Linked DNA regions of Homo sapiens: region 1 is linked to region 2. Evidence: chromatin loops called from intact Hi-C (ENCODE). Cell type or tissue: spleen. All regions are shown on one strand. Links, peaks and the distances in the headings refer to the core of each region. The heading gives the core; the rest is flanking DNA.

Region 1 (7,884 bases), core at 2,003-7,002, 200 kb before region 2:
CCAAACGGAGGTGATAGGTCTTGATAATTGTTATAATAACAGCTCAGTGGGCCTGGGTTAGTTCCTTTCATCCCGTGAGGTCATAAATGGCTTTCTCCACCGGAGAAAGGACAGGGCCTCCACCCACCACAAACACCCTCTCGCCTGTGTTCATCCAGCTGGGGATTTGCCCAGCTGTGATTTCTGAGCTGGGGAAACTTCAGGATCATTAAAACAAGGTGAGCTAATCATGTCTGTGTGCGCCATTCTCCCAGGACGGGAGTGGAAATTCCATTTGTCAAGTAGGTTCTGGAATCCTTTGTCAGAAAGCCGGTTCCAATGCACTGGCCCAGTTTTCCTTCACTGTCCTGCACACAAACTTGTGTAGTTCACGCTTTATTTGCTGTGTGAGTGACCACCAGGGCATGGAAATTTGTTTTACCCTTCTTTTCAAGTGTGTTTATACTTAAAAAGTTGATAGTTGTGTCTTGAGAGTGGAAGCCTTAACACACTTGTGACTTTCTAATGAGACCAGCAACCGAAGGGTAAATTGGAATCAGGGCACCAACAATGGGCCCTGCGGATGTTGTCCAGATCATGCACTGATCGAAGCCTCTGTCCTCTACATATTTGTTTACTTTTAAATTGCGCTGAGACGGCACGATCACAAGAGCATGGGCTATGCTACCAACCTGAGACCATGCTACCATGGTGCCCCTCTTCCCCCTCGCCTAGCAAATTCTCCTGCAGCAGAAGAGACGGTCACATTCAGGGTCACCTTTTTTTGTTAGACAATAGCACTCATCTCCACTTTGCCCCTGCTGCTGCCCCTGTTTGAAGCTGCCTGGCTTACAGCCAGTGTCCTCCGTGCCCTCAGGTCTGGCCGGGGTCTCCTCCTCACCCCTCTACAGAGGTGCCCCCGAGGTCTGCAGTCTCAAGACCACTGCCCTTGCTGAGCAGCCACAGTCTTTCGTGTGAGCCTAGTGCAAACCCCACACCTGGCTTCCTGTAAATCTTGGTGTTCTATGTTTAACCGCTTGTCAGACGCTGGGCTCACGTTTAGAATTTGGAAAAATGGCCGCTTGATTTTATTCCATGCCAAACTTCATAACATATAGAGATGCTTGCGGCATTCAGACATTCATGAAATTGCTGTAGCTTTGATTTTTTCATGTTAGTTCTGCTCTGCCTGATGCACAGACCTGGGAGTATGGAGGGTTCCTGGGAAATGCTGTGAGAGCAAAGTGGAGGATATTCAAAGACACACAGATTTGTAGAGAGCGCAGAATCACGGCTTCAGATCTCCACACTAACATTTACTTGCCGAGTGATTTGGAGCAAGTGATTTGCCTTTGCTTCTTAGTTTCTTCAACTGTAGAATGGGGAAAATAGTACCTGATAAGACCGTGTGAAGATTAAACGAATTGCCGCACTTGGAGCGCTTTGAACAGTGCCTGGAACATAGAATGTCAGCTGCTGCCATAATCGTAATTATTTGTTATTATTGTGAGAGTGGCAGAGAGGCCAAACTCTGACCTTTCTAAGTCCCACTCCCTGGAAACTAAGGATCTGCAATTCACAGGTGGGGAGTGGGGCCCAGCAGTCAGCAGACAGGGGCCTTGTTAAAGGCCTTCAGGGCAAAGGATTCTAAGATCACCGTTGACTCTTGGGAGATTTTCACACTTTCCCAGTCAGGAAGTTCCCCCTTAGGTCAGACTTGTAGCCTGCGTGCTGCAGCCAAATCACACCTCGTGCCTCCCTTATGCTTAATGCAGAGGAGGATGGTCTGGTGTCCCACTTGAGACACTTCAAGGTGTCTCAGTGACCACAAGGAGAGATGTGGTCCTGAAGGAGAGATGCCCCAGTTCCTGGGCATGCCACCTCCTAGTGCAATCCCTGTGGTCTTGTTTCCTGATTTATATCTCCACGGTATCCTCCCCAACCCAGAGCAGCCTCTGACTGCAGGGCCACACAGCTGTTCTTCCAACGTGGCTTTCATCCTATCGCCTGTGGCTCAAGCCACGTATGTCTACCCTACCACCAATTCATGGCCCTGCAGGTGCCACTGCAGAGGGTGTCTTCTCTTCTCTGTTGCAACTCCTATCCACCCTTCAAGGCCCAGATCACATGCCACCTCCACCAGGATACCTTCCCTGGCCTTTCTAGTCCACACGGCTCTCTGAATTCCTCTGGCCCTTGGTATCAATATGAAGTAGGCCCAAGGTAGATTAGGGGCCCTCCTCATTCCCCCACGATTACTGAAGTCTGGTCAGCGTGAGGTGACAGTATGACAAAGTCTCTTCAGAGGCTATAAAACAGACCTGCTTTGCTGCCTTCCGGAGCTCAGGGTCCTCCCTGGTGGAAGGCTGTGATGAAGCCTCAGCCACACTTGCTTCTGAGGGATGGGAGGGGTTGTTGGAACTTGCTTTGAACTTGCCATAGGATATTCACAGGATCTGAAGTTCAAGGTGGGGGTAGGAGAGGAGAGGCTGGCCTCTTTGTGTTGGGTTTGCAGCTCAAGCGGCAGAAGAAAGCTATTTGGGAAACACAGGTGTCTCAGTAAAGACTACTCTGTGGCTAATGCATCCCACCCGCCTCCCCAACTCTCTTTGGATCTCTCTTTACCTCTGCTTCTGTCTCTCAGTCTCTGGGCCATGATTTCTCTGCTTTCTGCTAAAGGCAGGCTCCCAAAGACTCCTAGATGAACAATTCCCGGTATTAACCCGATGCGTGTGTGGACACAGCTCGGCACTAAGAGCGTTCTGCCACCTCATGCCGCCAGCCTGGTGCCACTGGCTAACCCCTGCCTGCATCAGCCGTAAACTCATCTTGAGATGTCGACTTGCCCCCGTTTCCTCGAATTCTGGATTACGCCATATGTAATGAAGCATCCAGACTCAGAAGTTATTTTCTTCTTCTTTTTTTTTTTTTTGGTCAAGGTTTGTCCATATTATAAACAACAAAGAGAAAATAACTGCCTCCCAGTTATTTCCTCCCAGAAGAGGAAAGTCAGGGGGTCCAAGACGGGCCATGACGATGTCCTTCTTCAAGGGTGGGAGAGACTCCACCCAGGATGTCCTCTGATTCCCTAGGCACCAGCAGAGTAAAGCAACCACATTAAGGTATCCCAGAGTGGTGGGACAGTAGAGGAAAGGGATTTCCCAGGGTCTTAGCACCAGGTAAACTGAAGGCCAAAGGCCAGGAGAGGCGTGTCCAGGTCCAGGCAGCCACAGTCTAGGGAAGGCTCTGTTCCCAGACCCAGGCACCTCTTCTTTGCTTCTCAGCTGGACACACCTCACCTCTCTCTGGGGATCGGCCTTCTGCCCGAGGAGTTTTCGCACACAATGGTTGGCAGGCTTTGGCATTTATTTTCATCACTGTTTTGAAGGTGAATGGCATTTGTCACATTCTTTCCTGGCTGACTTTGATGTGGGGTGAATTCCCACTCCCTAATGACAGGTGAGGCGCTGGCCAGTAACACCCAGCACCCCTGGGCGGCTGTGCTCCCCCTGCCAGTCCTGGTTCCCACAGCTGCTGCTTGTTTTGGGTGTCTGTTTCAGGGACCTTAATTAAGATCCTCTTTAATGATGGAGAGAACTTCTCCAGTGATTACTGTCTCACTTTTACAGCTCTCTCAGGCTCTTTCTCTCTCCCTCCTCCTCCTTGACTCCCACAGCCTCCACCCCTCACCTCGATAGAGTCAGGCAGAGGATACAGCTTCTCAGGAGGGGATGGGGGTTCAGGTGCAGAGCTTCCCCCTAGACATTCCAGCAATGCTCGAGTGTACCATAGTGATAACATGTGAAAGCCCATGCCCTAATCACACTGTGTAACTCCAGTGGAGCACAGTGCCCGGCACACAAAAGGAACTAAATCCATATTTGCTCGATGAGTGAAATGAATAAAAAGATTAGCATATGGGTGAGTTGAGTGTTGAACATGAAATACTGATGTTTGGGGCAGGATACTTCTGATTCCCTGGCTGGGAGCAGTCTTAGATTCCCAGCCCATCTTCATGAGCTACGCATTTGTGTTCATCAATCCAGAGGCATGGGATCTGGTCATGACGGGGTATGCTGGGGCCAAGGGCTACGCAGAGGACAAAGCACTGGCCAGGCCCTGCAATCCCTGCTGCTGCTGTAGTTCTGCTCTGACCTTACTTATCTGGCCCCAGTTTTCTTGTCTGCAAAATAGGAATATAAATCCCCAGGCACAGATAGGTTGTGAAGCAGCAAGGAGACCCTGTGTGTCAAGGTGTCTGGCCAGGACCATTCAAAGTTGATATGAGTTAAAGGTGGCCTTGGCTTTTCCAGCTGAGGAATCAAGGGACTGGATGTCCTAGGACTTCAGGGCCTTGGGCTGGGCTGCAGCCTCATGGAGCCCCAAATGGGCCAGAACCTGTTCTTTGCCCTCTCCCTGGCCTGGGGCACCTGCTCTTCCTCCTCCTCAGAGCCTTACCCCTCCTTCCAGGCAGGCTTCCCGCCTCCACCTCCAACTGCCATCCAGCCCTCACTCCACCAGTTCTGCCCGCCGTGGCTTCCCACCTCACTTGGCCACAGCTTGTCTGTTCAAGGAGAGTACTCCTTTCTTGAAGGAAGTCCTGGAATCCTAGAATAAACATTAAGCCAGAGTCTGATCAGCTTCTTGAGGTCAAGCCCTTTGTGGGAAAGGCTGAGAACAGGCTCTTAAATTGTAAAGAAAAGGTTCCAGGCCACCCCAAGGGTCAGCTGCCAAACTAGGCCCGGAAGGAGGAGCTACTGGTGAGCAGTCCAATTCTCTTTCCAGAAGAACCCACAGCCAGGCCTTGTCAGGGTGGCTTAGAAGAACTCGAGGGGCAGGGGGAGGTGTGTGCATGGTGCGTGGCCAAGTGAGAATCTGGCCCCCCAGTGCTCACCTAGGGGTGCTGGTGCCCAGCTCCCATCATATAGTGGGCACTCTACTGAGGATCCTGAGCCTCAGTTTCCCCATCTGTAAAGTGAAGGGTTGCAATGGGGAAACTCGTGCGTTCCCTCTGGCTGGGTCATCCCGATACCATGAAGCAGGAGCTATGGAAGTGATGGAACGCCAGAGAGCCCTCCCCACCTCCTGGCCTCTGCCCCTCACACACACCTGCACACTGTGCACTCCAGTTGCCCTCAATGGGCAAGGATGACTCCTCCTGGAGCTGGTGGCTGGTTTTGGGTTTAGAGATGGGTGTGGCGGCTCATAGGCTGGGAGCCTGAAGTTGTGAGTTCTGCTCCCTGCCTGGACACTGTGGGGTCCGGCTGTGGGAAAACCACGGGATGATTCAGAGCCCGTTTCTTTATTTGTAAAATTGAGATAATAATTAGCCTCCAACCACTCACCTCCTTGTGGTTGTGGGGCAGATCTAAGGTGATCTCCTGCCCCGTTAACATGAGGGGTTATTATGACTAACCCCAGAGAACAAGTAAGAGGGTGTGAACATGGAGAAGGGCAGCCAGATCAAAGCTCAGGGGACCAGGGAGGCCAGGGGTTGTAGCCCACAGGGTTAGGACTGACTTCTCTCTATAGGGGCTAATTCTGCTGCAGGTATCAGTGAGGTAAAAGAAAGAGGTATGAGGAGTGCGGGGAGGCCGGGAGGTCGAGAAGTGGTTCACAGAGCGAGGAAGTTGCTAGGTGGCCAGGAGGGAAGCAGGGCACTTCTTGAGGACATTGATATACTGGACTTTGGTCATTGAATGTGCTCAGTATTCGTGGATCTGACAGGATGTTTTAATCTGTGCCAAGGAAAATTTAGGGAAGATACTCAGAAAGGCTGCCAACCCATTTCTTTGACTTGGCCATGGAGCTGAGATCCTATTTTCAGGAGCCGGGGCTCTGAACTGAGAGGCCCAGAGCCCTCCTTGCAATTCCAGTCTTCCAGCTACTCTTTGTCCTATGCCATGTTTCTTATTTGCCTAGCACTTTCCTTCCCAGGATCTCAGAGGAGGGGCACTTTGCTATCTTGGAGACTTTCAACACCCCAGGGAAGCAGGGAGGTGGCTGGGATCCTTATCAGGGGTGGGGAGCGGGCCCGGGGAGGGGCCACGCTGGCTCTGCTCTTTCTCCCACAGGCCTGCAGTCTGGATTTTCTGGGGCAGCTTGATTTCAGTATTCAATCCCAGGACACAGCTGGCCCTGCTATTTAATTATTGCCAGAAAGAAAGATTTCAGATCAAATACTCTATCAGCAAAGTCATTATTTTTGGTGGTTGTCCCTTGGCTTTTAACGACAGTTAATTATCCCATGCAGGTCTCCTCTCAGTTAACTTGGCATGTGTTTCACAAAGGGTTTATCTTGGAAGGTAAAGCAGGAAGGAGATTTTACTGACACACACACAAATTAGGTAGGTGTTTGTACGGGTCTGCTTTAAACCGTTCCCAGGCTGAAGTCACTTGCACTCTATTGCACTGGGCTCATCATTATTTCCTGGGAAGAATCTTCGTCTTGTTAGAATCTCGGTCTTGTTTTCTGGGAAGAATCTTGCTCATCTTGAGAGAGGGAACAAGTCCTTGTTAGACCTGCTTCATTTTTCCTAGACGATGTCCAACCTCTTTGCAGTTTGACATCTAGTGGATCTCAAACAAAGCTTTGTCACCTAGTCTTGTCATGTTCTCATGACAGTCATGAGAACCCACAGTCCCCCGATATCTGCCTGAAGCTTGGCCTAAAGAAGCTCTCCTTAGACTGCATTACTCGAGCTGGGTGCAGTGGCTCACACTTGTAATCCCAGCACTTTGGGAGGCTGAGGTGTGTGGATCACTTGAGGTCAGGAGTTCTAGACTAGCCTGGCCAACATGGGGAAACCCTGTCTCTGCTAAAAAAAAAAATACAAAAATTAGCCAGGCGTGGTGGCATGAGCCTGTAGTCCCAGCTACTCAGGAGGCTAAGGCATGAGAATTGCTTGAACCTGGCAGGTGGAGACTGCAGTGAGCCGAGATTGCAACACTGCACTCCAGCCTGGGTGACAGAGCAAGACTCTGTCTCAAAAAAAAAAAAAAAGAAAGCATTTGGAGATTACACCCTCCACCAGTTGCTCAGGCACTCCTATGGCTGGACAGAACCCTGTGCCCTAGCCCACCAGATAACTGCATTTCACATTAGTCAGACTCCCATAAGCCTGGCTAAGAAATGTAAGAAACAAAGTTCATGGCTGTGTCTGCTGCAAAGATGCCTCTGAGCAAATTGCTGGCTGTCTTATCCCTTGTCATCTCTGGGAGGGGTTAAGGAGCCATTTCTTTCTGTTCTCTGGGACATCAGGAATGTATGCATTTCTCCTGGGCTAGTGGTTTGCTTTAATCTTGAGGATCCTGGGAATTGTGCAGTTGATCATGTTTCATCTTGGCACTGGCTGTTAGAAATTTTAGAGCCAAATTTGTGGCCCACCCCTAGCAAATGGATCAAAGTTTATAGTATGTTTATTTTGTATTAGTCCCATCCTTGGCTCCATTTTATGGCTTTACCCTTGCTTTTACATTTTTTTTCTTTCTCACCTGCTTCTAATTTATGTCGTCCTGCTGAATTTTATGCATCTTTGTAAACTGCCTTAAATCCTTTTGTGAAACAAAGAGGTGTATACACAAACAGATAAATAAATACATATTCTATGTCATTACTAGACAACATATCATAGTTTTTGGCTTGGGAAATAGGGTCCACATAGCTGCTGATCTCCTCCTGGGCCACTGTCCTTCTACAAGAGCATCCAAACAGACAAACTGTGAGCAAAGCCAATAGTCCACTCTCCCAGGGGTGAGAAGACAAAAAGCAAGCCAGTAACTACACAGTAAGATAGGTGGTGTTGAGCGATGTGATGAAAATACAGTAAGGAGGAGCAGGCATGGACAGGCCAGCCAGGGAGGAGCTCCCAGAGAGGCTATATTTGAGCAGAGCCCAGGGAAGAC
Region 2 (8,381 bases), core at 1,766-6,765:
TCAGGTTGAATTAGTGTAGCTTTTACTACATAACAAACAACCCCAATGCTTAGCATATTAAAACAACCACCATTTTATTTAGTGCATGATCTTTGGGTCAGCTGGGCAGTTCTGGGCTTCCTCGTGTGTCTGCAGTCAGCTAGCAACTGGATTCACAAAGATAGCCTCACTCACGTCTGACGGGCACCTCAATTTTCTTTCATGTGGTCTCTCATCCTCCAGAAGGCTACCTCAGGCTTCTGGTATCACAGCAGTATCATGTTCTAAGCTCAGCCAAGGGCAAGCCCCAATGCACAAGGGTGCTTTCCAAGCCTCTACTTGTGTCATGTTTGCTAATGTCCCATTGTCTAAAGTAGATAACATGGTCAACCCAGATTCAAAAGGTGGGGAAATAAACTTCATCTCATAATGGGAGGATCTACAAAGTCACATTGTAAGGGCATGGATTGAGGGAAGGGAAGAATTTATGGCCATTTTACAATCTACTACACAGGTGGGCAAAGACAAAACAGACCTGTTCTTTACAACCAGGAGCATACACTGTCTGAGAAGGTTCTGATTTAATGTGCTTTATTATCCAGAGGATGCCCTTGAAGTAGCTTCCAGAACTGGAGTAGCTTTCTATCCAGAGTCACTGGGTCTTTCTATTTTGCCTACTTAGACTTCCATGACACCCTCAACTTCCCACCTTCATGTTTTCTCTCCTAGAGTTCCTTCTTCCCTCACTTTCAACGATCTCTAAGTACCTTCCCTCTCTGAAGGGATCCCTTCTTTCCATCCGCATCCTCTAGGAATCCTCTCTATTTCTGTTGGGCACATCTTATGAACCTCTTCAGATTCTCTTGAACACTCAGACACTTGCTTCTCCTCAGCTGCTTCCACAGTCAACTGACTCCTTTCATACTTGCACGGTTCTGCCATCTGAGGTTGACCAGCTGCCCTGCCAGAACCGCAGACTCCTGCTGCATTTTAGACTTGGAAGAAGGAACAATATATATGGTGTGGGATCTAGCTTCCTAAGCCACTGCTGAAGGGGCCAAGTGATACAATCAGGGAGTTCAGGTGAGTGCCCTATAAGAGTAATTTCAAAAGAGAAAAGATGGAAGAGAACTTTAGATAAAATTCTCCCTCCTTTTCCCTTCTAATTGTTGGTTCCAAGGGCAAATGTTTTCTGAACAGCTTGTCCAGAGATATCCTTCCTGGCTGATGGGATGCATCTACATCTTGGACAGCGGTGTCTCTTTGCAACTTGTCAGAAAGCAACAGCCAGTGCAATAACATATCATCTTGCATTGTTCCCTACCCTTTACTGCCTCACTTCTACCTTGTTTCACTTTTGCTTCCATGGGTTTCCACTTCCAAAATAAAGCATTCACACTTAAGCACTGCTGCAGTCTCTATTTTCTAGGGAAACCAAAGATATCATCTTGAAGGAGTTCACAGCGAGAGATGTCTTGGGAGGAAGTCTAGGACTTCCACCCAAGTCACTTAGCCCTAGGTCACTTAGCCCTAGTGTCTAACTGAGAACAGCACACAACTGAGTAACTGTGCCTTTCGCAAGAGAAGACTCAGAATTGACAAAGATAGTTTGTGTTGTTAATGGGAGTAGGGGTGGTAGGACATCCCTTCCCCATGAAAAAGCTAGTAGCCCATTTCTAGGAGGCCAGGGCTTAGGGATAAGGATCCAGGAACTCATACCCCTATTGTTCTAGCTCCCTGGGAAAAGGATCTCATTTTTTTTCCTTTGTCCTGTCACAGGTGCTCAGATGTAGGTCCAAAGAGTCTTAGCTGTGCTAAATATTAGAACTGCTTTCTCAGCCTTGTGTCTCTGCCATGTGTCTGAGTACATGGACCTGAGACTTCTCAAGTCCAGAGGTTATCTGCTCATCAGACTGGCAGCTCCAGCTGACTAGGACTTTGACTCCTTGATCAGGGGAGGCTAGGTCAAGGAAGGAAAATATGTGAGTCCCCTTAAAATCCAGCCAGGATAGTAGAGGGCAGTCATGAGAACACATGTTCCTCTCTCATCTGATGGTCTCCACTTGCACGAGAGTCCTTCCCCCAGCTGTATCCTAGTCTTCCTCTCCTCACTCCTTCTTCCCAGGGTCATCTCTCATCAAAGAGCTTGCCATTGTCCTCCCCTCAGCCTTCCTTGCCAGAGATTAAGTCATATGCATAGAAATGCAGCCCCTTTTGGCCCTCTGTATGTGTCCATGAAACTGGATGACTGAATTTTCAACATGGTTGGGAGACAGAAAAATGCTAGCAAGTAATCCCACAAAGGAATTTATACAGTGTAAAAATGTTTTCGTTTGGAGAAATTTAAAGCCCCTCCCACTCAAATCACTTTGTATTTGGGTTTCCTGAAATTCCCAGTAAACCAGAAACAGGCCATGTAACACTTCAGTCCTCGTGTTTCAGGACTGAGCCTGAGTACACGTAGTACACATGTCCCTCTCCAGGCCTAGAGAGGAGTGGCAGGTCACTTAGCCCTAGCCTCTAACTGAGAACAGCACCAACTACCAAACCTGTCTCCTGAGTAGCTCTCCTGCCTTTAAAGATATCTGAGTCTAAAACAGAGGCAGGGAAAATATTACTGGCTGCCCATTTCTAGCTGTGGCCCAACCACTCTTTCAGGAAGTCTCCTTGCAGCTGACTCAAACCTTTATGGGTGTAGTTCAAGCTTGTTTCTACCTGACTTTTTACAGTGAATGTTGGAGCCCTGGTGCCATGCTATGTTCATTGGCGCTGGCTTTCAGGGGCACAGCAATATCTACAACACCAGGGCACAGAGTTTAGCCAACTCCTTGGAGATCTGGTTAGCACTGGGTGCTACTTTACATGCAGTGGTCTCAGAGAACTATGCAGGCAGGGCTGGGTTCTTCACTTTACCCTGCTGGGAATGCTCTCACCAGGCATGAGTGACCAGGCCCTCAGTTTCCAGTATTTTCTAAGGCAACTGCTGCTGACATGGGCTGCATCCCTATGGTCATGCAGCATCCCTGGAAGCGGAAACTCTTGTGTTCTTGGATCCATTATGAGATGCAGTCCATCTCCCAATGGTGTTGAATCATAAAATGCAGTATTCAAGACACAGTGAGGTTCTGCAATGCTCCTTCGCTGTTGAAAGCCCCTAGGATCTGATTGGTTTGGGATCAAGGGCAGACACTGGGATTCCTCCATTTGAGCCCTTGTTTCCCTTTTCTTTACTAATGGCTATCTTCAGCATGCAACAAAGACCTACGAACATTTTGTCTTTGCAAGCAAAACAGCAGGGGAAAGGGGATGGATGGAATGGAGCCCCTAATGAGCCTTTATAGTATGTGTGTTATCCTAGAAGGACCTCAAAATGGCCCAGTGATGCAGTCCTAGCCATCCCTATTTAGTCTCAGAGGTGGCCTTGGAAAAAGACCCCTTCTTTCTTTCTGGGAAGGAAGAAGAGGGAGGGAGAGAGGGTAAGGTCTTTGTTATCAGTCAGCCCCGGTTCAGCTCAGCAATGAGTGTTTCTCCAGCCTCCATCCACCTCTTCCCATGCAGGTAGGCTGTTTTATGGCTGTAAGTAGCAGGACATTCCATCTTCAGCTAGACAACATGGTGAGAGAAACTGATGATCTTGTTTTCTAAGAAGGTTCATCAGGGCTCCTGTTGCATGCTTCTGAGATGCTCTTGGCTTGTCCTCATCTGTGTCACGGCTTCATCCTCAGATGCTGCAGGCATTCTACCATCTCATCTAGGCATGGATACGACCAGAGGAAAGCAAAGGACTTGTTTTCCTGTGTCACTGTATCTCTGTCTTGGGTGTGAGAAAATATTTCCTCAAAGCCCCCAACAGACTCTTCTCATATTTCATTCCTAAATTGTTACAGGCAAGAGAATTATCGTGATCAGCTAAATTAGTTCAATCAGCTGAGACTCAGGGACCTCCCAAAGGTGCCTAAGAGGCTGTTCCAAATCCCTCCAGGGGTGTCTTCTCTGAGCTCCACCTGCACCAAACAGTGTTATGGAAAAATAAAGGCTGCCCTCCTGGCACCGTCCTGCCCAAGGGGCTCATAGTCCGAGGGGGTGTAAGACAAAAGTAGCAGAGCTAAGGCAACTGGCAAGGCAAGACCCCACCTCACTCACTCCTCTTCCCAAGCTTCAGCCACTGTGTTCTTTGGAGTCAGACAGGGAAGGCCCTAGGGAGAAAGTGGAGCCTCGGCTGGGCCTACAAGAAGGCATCTAATTGCAGAAAAGAAGCAGAGGCAGACCCAAGGTTGGACACTTGGGGGACAGTGTAGAACTGAGTAGGTTGGGTAGAAAGAGGGGACAATGAGATCAGGAAGGAAAGTGGAGGCAGATCTGAGAGGAAGGAAAGCTTAGTTGCGCTTGGGCAGGTTTCTTCCCTTCCCCAAACCAGAGTCCTCATAAAAGGTCTCCTCTCGGGAGGACATGTGGGGCAAGTGGACAGGAGGAGAAGCTGGGGACCCAAAGGCCAGAACAGGAGAAGAGAGCAGCCCAGAGGCTGGAGATGCCCTGCAGACTGCGCAGAAGCAGAGCTTCTCCTGTCCACCCCTCCTCCAGGGAGCCCCTGGCAGGGAAGGAGGCACCAGCACCCTTGAATTTACCTTCAGGTCCAAATGACAATTACAGTGGAGACAGGAAAACTTGGGAGAGTGTGCCCCCCACTGGTCAATGGGGACAGAACTGACTGCCAATGCAGGGCCCGAGGCCAGACTGGGAAGGCTTTCAGGCCTCCGTTCATCTCCCCCAGGAGCTGCGCAGGCTGGGGGAAGAACAGCAAGCGCCCAGGACATCTGCCTTCTGGGTCCTGGGAGGGACTGTGGGGCCTCTTCTGCTCTGGAATCAGCCTAGGCGCTCCTACTGCTGAGACCCTGGCCTTGCCTCTGCGGTCCGTCAGAGAGCCCAGGACAGACGGCCTCCGTGTCCACATGCCAAGGGCACCTCTCGGGAGTCTCTTTCCTTCCCCTGGCACTAGGATTGGCAAAGTTACAAGGATGCAGGGTTCATAGGGGAGAAGTGGGTCCTTCAGAGGGCAGGAGCCTAGAAGCCCTAAATGATCTTCTGAGGAAGGCATCCCAGTGAGGGGGCTGGGAAGGGCAGACTCCCAAAGATTTCCCAGCCCAGCTGGCTCCAAAAATGAGACTGAAGCTCCAGTCTCTCCCAGCCCAAATGGAGGGAGGGGTCCCTTCCATGCTGTGAGGAGCCTCACAAGGGAGGCTGGAGGTCAGGGTTTTCTGGCCTCTGGATTCCACTCTCCTGGGTGTTCAGGCTTATAAGGAAACCTAGGAGTTGAACGAATTCATTCCTTTCTCATTTACAGGAGAAATCACACCTTTTAAAAAGCTTTCCCCAGACCTTCCTAATACATAATGACGTTCTCCATCACCTCTTTCTTTCTCGCCTGAATCCCTCCCATTGCAGCTTAAACCTCTGGAGAAGAGTGACATGTTAGGCCAAAGGCCACAGAAGAAGAAAATATGACTCCCATCTTTGGGGACCCCCTGTCTGATGGTGCCTGTCCTGAAGAGACTTACTGCTTCTGGGGTAGACTGGTTAGGCCCTCCTCAAAGGAAAGAGTCCTGAAGCAGACAAATATACAAAGTAGAGCAGAAATCATAAACACATTTTATTTCTAAATAATTTTAAGACCACTGGCATTGTAGCAAATTGTAATATATTTCCAGAATCAACTCAAAGAGATTTTTTTTTATAGCAACATATGAAAAATGTCATTTAAATATCCACCAGCAGCTGCACCACATGTTGGGCTCTTAGGAAAACACTTTCATTCCTTTCATCAAAGTCCCTTGATTAATGTTCCACTTTTCTTTGACACTTTTTCCATAGTTTAAGAAAAAATTCAAAGCCTGTACTATTATCTGGAAGAAAATTAAACCGATAAGATTTAATGTCTGCTATATTCTACAGTCATGGCAAAAAAACAAAATATATAGTTTAGGCCCTGGGCCAAATGCAAATGAATATTAAGCAGAGGGTGCATCCCCACTGGAGGCTTTGGGGAGGGGTGGGGCTGGAGGAAGATGGGAGCAGCAAGGGCCTGGATGGGGCACGGGTGGGGAGAGGCCGGTGTGCAGGCTTACAGACCAGCCTGGAGGGAGGCAGGAGTAGGACTGGGCAGAGGTGACTTCCCAGCTGCAGTGTCCCGGAGCAGAGTTGGGAGGTGGGGAGACATGGCCCTGGGGGGACACCAGCAATGCCCGAATGCCACCTGCAGCAGGGCCAGCGACATGGCTGGGATTTTGTGAATGGGACTCAGAGGGAGGCAGCTGATGGGGGCAGAGGAGAGAGAAGGAGAGAACGGGAAGGAGGGAGGAGAATGCAGCAAGCTAGAAACTGCGCCAGTGGGAAGGCTGGGCAGATGGAGTGAGGGGAAATCGCAGCATGTCTGGCACGACAGCTGATGCCATAATTTAAAGGTCAACTCAGTGGAAAAGGAAGAGAAAAGGGGGGAGGGGGTGGTGTTGGAATGACTTTGCCTCCACAGTATGGCTCTTAACCCCTCCCATTCCGGTGCAGCTCGACTTGGCCTTTTCAGCCACTGGACGGTGCTTGTCCTCTCGACTTGATATCCTCTAAGTTCTGGGGACCCCCTCTCCCCTGCAGTATGGGCTCTGCAGGTCAGCAGACCTGGCTCTGCATCCTGCCTCCTCTTGTTACATCAGAGTAGAAGCAGCTTAACCACCCTAAGCCTCAGTTTCTTCATTCACAAAATGGGGATGGTAACACCTCACCTCCCTGGGGTTTACTGTACAAGTTCAATTGCATAACAGGGCAGAGGCTGGACGAACTCACTTAAAAATTCAAATCTTTCTGGGCTTCCCTAAAAGAAGTAGCTTTAATTTACCTTTGAGAAAAAAAAAAAAGTCCCTTTGTTCTAGGAAAACCACCATTTGGACAAATGAAACCTGGCAGCCATATTTTGTCCCAAGGCATCCTTTGAAGGCAGCTGGTCACCCTTGGACTAAAAGCTGTGAGGTGACATTGCCTCACTTCCTGCCTTCCCATTGTCTGTCCCCAGTCCTCAGTCCCCAGTTCTTTTAATACACAGGTATATCTTTTAGCAGTCTCTCTCTCTCTCTCCCACTCTCGGCTGGCTGGGCTGCTTCTTGGGGAGGAATGTTACTTTTCTCCATATGGATTTGGACTGCCTTGTGCCTATAAATTATGGCAAGTTCTTGGGGAGCTGTGAAGGTTTTTGTTGGAATAGTTATTTGCTAGAGGGCTGAAGAGGAAACCCCAAGGGGTGCAGGAAGGACTTGGAGGCATAGGTTTCAACTCCAGCTGGGGGAGGCCGTGTAAAGTAGCTGGACAGGCCCAGAGACTTCCCACTGTGGTGCTACTTAAGAATGAAAAGCCCAAACTGAATGGAGCTATTACATGCAGGGGCCATGAGACAAGCCCACATGGCCAGTTGTCCCTGGTGGGAGAGAACATAGGACTTGAGCAGGGGTCTTGAGGCCATTCCTATGTTCCCAGGGCTGAGGATGTGGGCCAGGCTTCAGACTCTTGGCTACAGTGCACTGGTCTCATGGACCCAAGGGCTGGCCTGTCCCCACTGGCCCCTCACTTCCCTTCCATTATCTCCAACAGTTTAGTGATTCTCATTTAAAGTCACAGCCTAGAGCCCCATCCAGTTCTACCCACCAAGACATGGCTTTGAAAGGCTTTGGCTGGAAAGGCGGTGAAGGTAGCCATGGTGGTGCGGCTGGTGGCAGGAAAGATGGAGGACCCTCCTTCACAGCCCTCATCACCACTGGGGCCACCTATTGGCAATCATGTTCCAATCCAAGACACAAGGGGAGCTGCACCCCTTCTCCTGGTCTCCCAGCCATGATAAGGGTCCTTCTCCCATGGACTAACAGTGACCAGGACACATCAGCCCCGGGCAGGTTAGATGACAGCAGGGCCCCAGCCTGACAGCAGGCATTGATGACATCGCCTGGCTCCCCGCCCTTCCCGCTGTCTGTCTCCAGTCCATGGTCCCTTTTTCTCCCCTGGTCCTTGGTGAAGGAGAAGGGGCATTTCAGCAGTCTCAGGGACAGCCTGAACTCTACTGTCTGGTCCTGTATGTGCCAGGACTTGGCAGGGTGGCGTGAGAATGTTCAGGAAGAGGTGCTCAAAGAAGGTCACTGCAGGGAGAGGACAGTGGGCCTTGGCCAAGACCTTTGACCTTCTGCCTGGTGGGCGGCACAAGGAAACTCTAACCCAGGGGCCTTTGCTGGCCAAAGGGCCTTTACAAGGGAGCCCCTGGCAAGGAAAGATGAGCCCTTTGTCCACTTGAGGGCTGCAAGGGAACCCTCCAGGAGAGCCGCACAGCTTCATAGTGACCACCAGGGGGACCCTGGGAGAGCTGCCTCTGG

Evidence for each region. Peaks named below come from ENCODE experiments on the same cell type or tissue, not always from the same donor. Only the 100,000 strongest peaks of a DNase experiment are listed, where the experiment ranks them.
Region 1: a loop joins it to region 2, with 3.0 times the contacts of the local background. A loop is called at or near these places in 38 of 110 quality-filtered maps.

Annotation. Positions count from the first base shown.
Region 1 is chr2:72,000,572-72,008,455 of GRCh38, reverse strand. No RefSeq gene overlaps it. Among named protein-coding and RNA genes, the nearest start is that of CYP26B1, 140 kb to the left of the region's middle. In spleen, for the core only: no CTCF peak of the experiment used is centred there; a DNase peak (open chromatin) is centred at 4,425; H3K27me3 peaks cover 664 bases.
Region 2 is chr2:71,798,493-71,806,873 of GRCh38, reverse strand. No RefSeq gene overlaps it. Among named protein-coding and RNA genes, the nearest start is that of DYSF, 340 kb to the right of the region's middle. In spleen, for the core only: a CTCF peak has its summit at 4,685 (motif pointing left); DNase peaks (open chromatin) are centred at 4,803 and 6,203; H3K27ac peaks cover 1,107 bases; H3K27me3 peaks cover 1,078 bases.